2 separate regions of the Homo sapiens genome follow, and region 2 is linked to region 1. Evidence: chromatin contacts called from ENCODE Hi-C or POLR2A ChIA-PET data. All regions are on one chromosome and are shown on one strand. Each heading gives the region's core, a stretch centred on a gene start or an enhancer-like site at or near the end of the contact. The rest is flanking DNA. Distances are from core to core; before and after follow the strand shown.

Evidence for each region. A loop is a pair of places that touch in the nucleus more often than their neighbours do. ChIA-PET counts read pairs that join two places held with the same protein, here RNA polymerase II (POLR2A). Pooled maps may share reads with other maps.
Region 2: a loop to region 1 is called in a map of naive thymus-derived CD4-positive, alpha-beta T cell, with 4 times the contacts of the local background. The contact joins the promoter of RAB23 here to the promoter of DST-AS1 in region 1. A Hi-C loop is called at or near these places in 1 of 168 maps with a recorded cell type or tissue (naive thymus-derived CD4-positive, alpha-beta T cell) and 6 of 50 pooled maps. POLR2A ChIA-PET finds 5 or more read pairs at or near these places in 1 of 52 experiments (WTC11).

The regions. Positions count from the first base shown.
Region 1 is chr6:56,842,573-56,846,744 of GRCh38, forward strand. It overlaps DST-AS1 (DST antisense RNA 1), which reads left to right and starts at 1,414. Exons shown (of 4, transcript NR_125866.1): 1 at 1,414-1,494. The region is part of intron 4 of DST (dystonin); the gene reads right to left. RefSeq lists enhancers at 1-855, 856-1,723 and silencers at 807-1,066, 1,157-1,356, 1,697-1,836.
Region 2 is chr6:57,220,959-57,225,514 of GRCh38, forward strand. It overlaps RAB23 (RAB23, member RAS oncogene family), which reads right to left and starts at 1,349. Exons shown (of 7, transcript NM_016277.5): 1 at 768-1,349. It also overlaps a transcript of PRIM2 not described here. RefSeq lists a silencer at 703-1,052.

The sequences.
Region 1 (4,172 bases), core at 164-2,663:
TATCAGAGTAAGTATATAGTCACAAACTTTATCAAATAAGAAAGATCATTTTAAGGAAAATGATCTAGTGATGCTGAACCTTTTCTACAGGGCTAACCAATACCCTAGCCAAGCAGCAGCAGCAATGCCTTAGTAATCCCATAGAGAATAATCGGTATCCACCCTCCCAGGAAGAATTATGATTACGCGTAGTGCTTAAGAGCTTTTACAAGGGAGAGAAAACGCAATGTGCTTCTTGGAAACAACCCCCTTCCCCCCTCTCTACCGCTCATCTAAGGGCGTCTCCGGACTGTCGCCCACCCCACCATCCTCCCTGCGCTGGGGGTACTAAATCCCGTGCAAAAAGACCTGGTCCATTCCCAAGACTGGTCCAGACACCTGTTTACTCGTGCCCAAGGAGTGGTGGCTCTGATTAAGGAAAGGCAGCGGTTGCCTCTCTGATCAGTGCCAAGCTCCGCAGCCCCAGGGCAGGGACCACATACCTTTGTACCTCTCCAGGACATCCTCGTAGGCCTGGAGATACTCCTGCTCCTCCACGTACAGGTAAGCAGCAGGGGAGAGGTAACCCGCCATGCCGAAGTTTATCTAAGCGATGACTGACAAATTCCCCTCTCCCCCTCGTAACCCCCGGACAGTATCGCAGTCAGCAAGACACAGCCTTGGGAACTGGAAAAGAGGAAGGAGCAGCACGCTGGGGAGAAGCACGGAAGCCGAAGACGCAGAGCGGGGGCGCAGGGGGCTGCCGGCGCCAGGGCCGGCAAAGGAAACGCCCAGGCCTCCGGGCAGGCCGATGGTGGGCCGCCCGGCTCCGGGAGCCCGAGTCCCTCTCGGGTTTCAGCAGCGGCAAATCTCAGCGAGCCCAGGGGCGGCGACGAGCAGCGCCACGCCAAGCGGAGGAGCGGGGCGTGCGGCGAGGGCGGGCGGGGGCCGGCGGGCGCCCGGACCCTCTGCGGCCGCGCTGACCGCTCTGCTGGCCCTGCACGAGGCGCGTGCTTCGGGCCGGGCCGAGGCCGCGGCAGCGGTGCGGGAGGACCGGCGCGCTGCCTTCACCGGGGATGCTGCGCGGCGCATCTGCGGCATTTCCTGGCCGCCGCGCCGCAGACACTCGCCCGCGCCGGGGAGAGAGGGAGGGAGGAGGGTGGAGGGTGGAGGGTGGAGAGTGGAGGGTGGAGGGTGGAGGGTGGAGGGCGGAGGGCGGAAGGGAGGGGGCGAGCGCGGCGGTCAGCGCCCCGGCTGGCTCAGCTCCGGCCCCGGCGCCTCTCGGCCCCTCCCTCCCAGGCAGAGCCACGCGCCCCAGGCCCCCTCCCCAGGCCCGCCCACCCTGGTGGACCGTGCGGCCAAGCACGCCCACCCCCGGACACTGGCTGCCCGGTCCCGGATCCCCAAGGGCGACGTTTCTATTTGGGATCCACAACAGGTGCCTGAGAAACAAAGCCGCAGATCGCTCCACCGCTGTGCGCAGCCCCCTGCTGAGGGGCCAGCGGCTCTCCCTGGGTAAGGGATGATCGGGGGGAGGGTTGGAAATACTTTCTTCCACCCATCTTTTTGGCGTGGGAGGATTCAGGTCACTCTGTGACAGCACAGGGCAAGGAGGGCACGGGGGTCCGCGTCTAGGGGACATCCCGGGGACAGGGTGAGGAGGCCTCTGCAGGTGGCCCCGCGCATCAGCGCCTGACAGCCGGGCCGCGCCTGCGCCTGAGCTCCCGGCCGCCGCGAGGCTGCCGAGTACCAGCCTGCGGTCCCTCCCTTCTGCCCCCCAGAGCCCACAGGCGCATCTGCTGCTGGGCTCCGCGGCGGGCCTATAGGTTCACAACTGCCCCATATTTATCACCTCCCTCCTGCTCTCTCCTTATTATTCATTCTACATAGTACTAGTATCCATTAAACTGAGTAAAATGGATACAGTTCCCTTAAATTAGATATATGTGTATCATATACTAAAGTGGGTGAGTTTAAGCGTCCATTGGAGGAACCAACTGATACCCAGGCATGTAAATGGATGTGTTTAAGAGTAATGACTGGCCGGGCGCGGTGTCTCACGCCTGTAATCCCAGCACTTTGGGAGGCCGAGGCGGGTGGATCACGAGGTCAGGAGTTCAAGACCAGCCTGGCCAAAATGGTGAAATCCCGTCTCTACTAAAAATACAAAATTTAGCCGGGCGTGGTGGCGGGTACCTATAATCCCAGCTACTCGGGAGGTTGAGGCAGAGAACTGCTTGAACCCGGGAGGTGGAGGTTGCAGTGAGCCGAGATCACGCCACCGTATTCCAGCCTGGGCGACAGAGCAAGACTCCGTCTCAAAAAAAAAAAAAACAGTGAAGTCAGGCTGCTGTACATAGAATCTTCACTCCTTACTGTGTCACATGGGCAAGTTACTTATCCTCTCTGAGACTCTCTTCATCAGTAAAACAGCGATAGTAGTGCCTAACTCATAAAGTTGTATAGTAAATGAAGTTTAGAATAATGTCTGGTGTTATATAAGGATTAGCTGCTGCACCTACTACTTTATTTAGGAGGTGGGGTCTCACTCTGTCATCCAGGCTGGAGTACAGTGACAGGATGATACCTCATTGCTACTGCTATTATTAGATAAATCAGCTGATTGTTGACAGTCTGACCTATGTCAACTTCACGTCTTGTCTAAATCTTCCTTCCCTATTTCCTCCTTTCACATATACTGACCTTTTGCCCTCCATGATTTTTTATTTCTTTGTTAGCGTTGGGTGTTGTGAACTATGGACCATTTTCCATTAATGCTTAGATAGGGATGAGTTCCTCTTGAAAGAAAAAATTGTGTACTCGTGGGAAAAAAAAACTGACTTGAGATAGAACTGGAGCACTCCTCAGCAATTGGCCTACTTCTGTTACTCCAAACAAAGCAAGACCACATCTCTTTTTTCTATCCTGACCACTGGTTTATAATCTGAGTTTGAACCACTGTCCCAGTAAGTCTTTAAGGTTACTAGAGTTTTCTTACAGCTCGATATGCATTTGTATGCACATTAGTTCATAAAGTAACAACCAGGCATCATATGGGACACCTTCTTGAAATAAAAGGGTTAGCAATTAAGTCCCTGAAAGTCATTCATTTACAGACCACACATGTATAGACATAGGTCTCTCAAAAATGTCTCCTTTACAATGAGTAAGGTCATTGAAGGCACGTCTGAGCCTTCATCAGAGACTGACACCCAGTAGCACCCAGTTTTATGAATATAGTCAGCACACAGTAATTTTAATCATCCATTTAAGGAACCAGTCAAAATGAGCAGAAGCAACATTTGGGATTGTTTTTAAAAACAGCCTTTACCCCATGCATTCTTGGAAGGGTAACATTGGGTCAATATGCTAATAATAATAGTGTATTCCATAGAGAAGAGGCAAAAGCGTAGCAGTAAATAGCTTGGACTTTGGAGTAAAGACTGCCTGAATTCAGATCCTAGCTCTACTACTTCTTGACACTACAACCTTGGCAAAGTTTTTCTTCCTTTCTCAGCAGATTCTGAACTGAAAATGGAGAAAATCATAGTACCTACTTCATGGGGTTCTTGGGAGGTCTAAATAGGATACCATATTAAGTGCTTAGAAGAACATCTGGCCATGGGTAAGCTATCATTTATAAAGCATTTGATGTGCCAAGGAGGTAGCAGAATTGTTTGCATTCACTATTATATTTAATCACCACAACCATGACCCTTTGATAAGGAAACTGAGGCTAAGATAAGTTTGGTAAATTGTCCAAGTAAACACAACTAGTCATGGACAGAGAAGGAATTAAAACCAAGTCTGCCTGAGTTCAAAGTCTGATTCTCCTTTGATCCTTCAATTCCAACTTCGAAGAATTTGGATAGGACAAAAATCCTTTTCTTAAAATAGCATTATCACTGACAAACCATGTAACTTTACAGGTAGTTTATGACTGAAAAACCCAACTTACAATATCCTGTAGCTAACAACAGCAGATCTGTATTGCTCATATGTAAAAAGCATTTATACAATGGGTGTTTAAAAGCCCCTTTCCTTATATTTCATTGTTTTATTCTCACATTGACCCTAGGAGATAAGAAGTAAACATACTATAGTCTCAGATTTTAATATGATGAAACCACAACAGATACAAAAGCACTAAAGACTAAAAATGTGAAGTTGGGCCAGGCACAGTGGCTCACGCC
Region 2 (4,556 bases), core at 99-2,598, 380 kb after region 1:
AAAGCACTAGATCAAAACAATTACGTTCCTAGAAATAAGCATACTTCTGAGTACAATTAAAAACCTCGACAATAATACTTTATATAAATACCCTTTCCCCAAAACTTTTAACATTTTGCTAATGCGGTCTAATAAATTAGAGAAGCAAAGGGTGAGTTAACTCACTAATCAAAAGGTTGTTTTCTCATAACAGCCTTTATTTAAGTAGAAGTACAGGTTATATTTGTAAAAATACTGAAAAACTTCTTAGGGTCAATGAAATTACCTAGATGTTAGGAGATACATAAAAACCTAGAGAAGTTAACAGCCCTTTTCAGACCCTACTGCCACTTCACTAGCTCCTGATAATGAAGTTCTTACTCTCACACGCTCTCAGGTTCTTACTCCTGGGAACTGCCGATGGCTCCTCGGATCTCCGAGTAAAGTTAATTCTGTAGCAACCAGTGTCAATGGAACAGCACAATTTGGCTCATTCATATTCCAGCACTCTATGAACAAGAAACTAGGGAAGGGTGGGGTCGCGGGTAAAGAGTGGTCGCACTGCAGGGAGGAGTCTAAATGCCAGGGTGGAGCTGAGGACTCTCTTCGCCATCAAACCTAACCTGAGCACTTCACGCCCTTACTGGTGTCTGGCCCAGCCCGGGTCGCCCCTTCCCCAGTCGGGACTTGGGGCAGGCAAAAAGCCGAACGTTCGGCCAGACTGGGGACGCAGCGCCGCCCTCGCTCCACCCCTCTTTCCCGCCCACCAGGCAATTCCAGGTACCCACCGCTGGGAGCTGGGAGGGGGCGCCGGGCTGGCGCTGCCGCCCACCTTCTCTAGCTGGAACTTGGGATCGGTGCTCAGGGAGGGGAGAGCCGGCGCTCGGCGGTCCGAACCGGGGGATGGGGGAGCCGGGCCGGGAGGCCCCTGCCCTCGATACCCCTGCCCACTCCGGAGAGTAAGGCACAACCCGGGACCCCGGGGAGAAGCTGAGTCTTCCCCAGTGGAGCCGGACGAACCCCCAGCCCCTGGAGAGGGCGAGTGAGTGCAGCGCCGCTGCACCGCAGCGCGAGCCGCTACTCACCGTCCCCCACCGGCCGCGGACCCGCCGCCCGGCGCCACCGGCTCCTCCTGGTCGCGGCGCAACCGCTGCCGCCGCTGTCTCCTCCCGACGCGCCAGCTCTCCCTGCGGGGCCGAGCGGCTAGTTCGCACCCTCTTTCGCTCTCTTAAGAATGATTATGATTTTTAAACGAACTTTATTAGTAGCCAGGGCTCAGATTGAGTGGCTCAGCAGCAGCTCCGCCGGGGGTGGTGGGGCGCGGGAGTCTCGACTCCCCTCATCTGTGGACCCGCCGCGCTGCGGAGCATGCGCCGTGCTTCGTCTGCGCATGCTCTGTGCGGACCCGCGGCCCTGCCCCGCCCCTGTTCTGGCGGGTGGCTGGCGGCGGCTCAGCTTTCCAGGCGCCTCCAAGGGAGCCCGGGAGGGCAGTGGGGAGATCAGAGACGAGCAGGATCTCCTAGATCGTGAACTCTAGAAAAGAGAAATCGGCCAATGACGGTCCGCATGAGTTTCGCCTACAGAGTTATCACACTTCCAGTGTCCTCAAAGGGCTTGCCCCGCTTCGGACACCTACCTTATTTTCTTGACCAGATGACATCTTAAGTGGCCAAGTGAGCAAAAAAATGTCGAGCAAAGTCGAAAACGCACTCACACAGCCTGCAGGACAAAATAGAAGCCTGAGATGGTTAATTATTCAGAGAAGCGAACCAAAAACGAAAAGGTTCCGCAAAAGCAATCTCAACTTTGCTTCAGTTGTTTTTATATTTCAAAATAAAATAGAATAGAAAAAAAAGATGGAAAATACCAAGTGTTGGCCAGGATGTAGAGTAACTGCATTCTTCTACTTTGCTGCTGGAATGTAAACTGGAACAACTCCTTTGAAAAACAGTTTGGGACTGTCTGCAAAAGGTGCATACCCTATGGCCCCGCAGTTCCACGCCTGCATATAGAGCAAAGAGAAACGAATACTTAGGGTGCACGGACAGGCAGGTATCAGAATGTTCGTAGCTGCATTTATTGTAATAATTCCTTAATGAGAATAACCCAAAAGACCATCAACAATAGAATAAATTAATGAAATTACACAGAGTTCATATAATGAAACACTATACAGCAACGCAAAAAAGCATCTGCAATTACAGGCAATAACGTGAATCAACTGGGGAAACCTAATGCCCAGCATAAAAAGACAACAAAAGTACACATGGCATAAGTCCATTTCTATAAACTACAAAAACAGAAGAACTAAGAGGCTCAAAGTTAGCATAATGGTTACCTTGGTGGGCAGGGGATAGTGACTGGAAGGAGTTAGCGACTAGAAGAGGGGCTTCCAGTTAGCAACTGGAAGAGGGGCTTCCTTCTAGTGAGGTTCTCTCCGTTGATTTTGGCGCTAGTTATAAATGCGTGTCCATTTGTGAAAATTCAAGCTGTACTCTTATGCACATTTTTCTGTATGTGAATTATAATTCACACTTAATAATTTTAAAAATTAGTGGAGATTATTTTACCTATAATAGCAATAGTATTTGTAAGAAATTTAATATCAAGTAGCTAACAGATTTATCTCTAGGATTTGGTTGGCAGTATCTCTTAAACTTGAGTAACGTACTGATGCCCTTTCTGAGAAAAGAAAAAAAACAATTAAAAAGTTGGCAAATGACTTGAATAGACATTTCTCCAAAGAAGGTATACAAATGGCCGATGAGCACATGAAAAGAGACTCAAGGTCACTAATCATGAGGGAAATGCAACTCAAAACCATGAGATACAACTTCACACTCATTAAAATGATGATTATAAACAAAGCAGAACAGAAAATAAATATGAGTGTTGGCAAGGATGTGGAAAAATTATAACCTTTGTGTGCTGCTGGTGGGAATGTAAAATGGTACGGCCACTATGGAAAATTGTATGGTTCATCAGAACATTAAAAATAGAATTATCGTATGATTAAATAATTCCACTTCTGAGTATATATTCAAAAGAATTGAAAACAGGGACTCAAAAAAAAATTTGTACAACCATGTTTATAGCAGCATTATTCACAATAGCCAAAGGGTGGAAGCAACCCAAATGTCCATCAATGGATGAATGGATGAACAAAATGTAGTATATACATGCAATAAAATATTATTCAGCCTTAAAAAAGGAGGGACCCAGGTGTGGCGAGGTATCCCTGTAATCCCAGCTACTTAGGAGGCTGAGATGGGAGGATCACTTGAATCCAGGAGTTCAAGACCAGCCTGGGCAAATCCTGTCTCAAAAATAAAAGAGAGAGAGGGAAATTCTGACACATGTTATAGCATGGATGAAGCTTGAAGACATTATGCCTAGTCGCAAAAGGACAAATGCTGTATGATTCAACTTATATAAGGTACATAGAGTAGTCAAATTCATAGAGACAGTTGGGGGGTGGGAAGTGGTTGTGGGAAAGGAAGGGCAGGTGGGAATGGGGAGTTACTGTTTTATGTCTACAGTTCTAGCTTTGCAAGATGAAGAAAGTCTGGAGATAGATGGTGGTGATGGTTGCACAACGATGTGAATAAACTTGATGCTCTTGAACTTTATACTTAAAAATGGCTAAAAATGGTAAATTTTATGTTTTATGTATATCTTGCCAAATTTCTTTTTAATGGGAAAAAAAAAAAAGAAAATCTTAGAGGGTCTCAGGGAGTACTTCTGGGATCCAAATTTGAGAAAAACTTCCTGAAAGGGGGTTCCCCCAAAATCATTTCTTTCCTCCCCACTTTTCCATTTCCTTGGGATTGTTGGACATTGAAGGAGATCCAGAATATGCCACCCCAAAACATGCCACTTTGACACAAGCATTATTTGGAGTTGAAGGCAATTAAGAAACAGCAGAACAGAAGAAACACTCTGCTTTTCCTATTTCTGCCTAAAAGCAGGACATAAATTTCCCTTTGTGAAGTTGTTCCTCCTCCCCATCCCACACTAGGAGGAGGAGATTCCTATCACCAGAGCACCAACTTGAGTCATATGGCAAACCTTGCAAAATAACCCTTGTCTTCCAATAGTTTCCCTCATATAGTTTACTCGGCCACAATTTACCACCTTCACAAGTCCCACCCCTTTTTCCTTTGTCTTATCACTTCTCCACAATTTATCACCTTTTAAAAAAATGGTATATAAGCTCTTAGGCCTAACTGCTTTTTGGGGTTTTCACTTCCTTTCTGTGAGGCCCCCCATGTGCATATGAAATAAACCTTTTCTCCTGTTTATCTGTCATTTGTCAATTTAATTTGCAGGCTTCTGCTACTGAACTTACAAGAGTAGAGAAAAAGTGTTTATCCTCCCTGCAGACATGCTCAGTGCAATTAAAGTCTACTTTTTATTTGACTTGAGGCTGCTCTCAAGGACACAGCAGAGATTCTCATGCTCTCACTGAAGGCAGTGAAATAATGAAAGCCTGCATGGAAACCTGGCCTTTTAAATCATGTAGTTGTGCTATAGTAGAAATAGCAACAGAATTAACCTAAAAGGTTTTGAAAGAAATT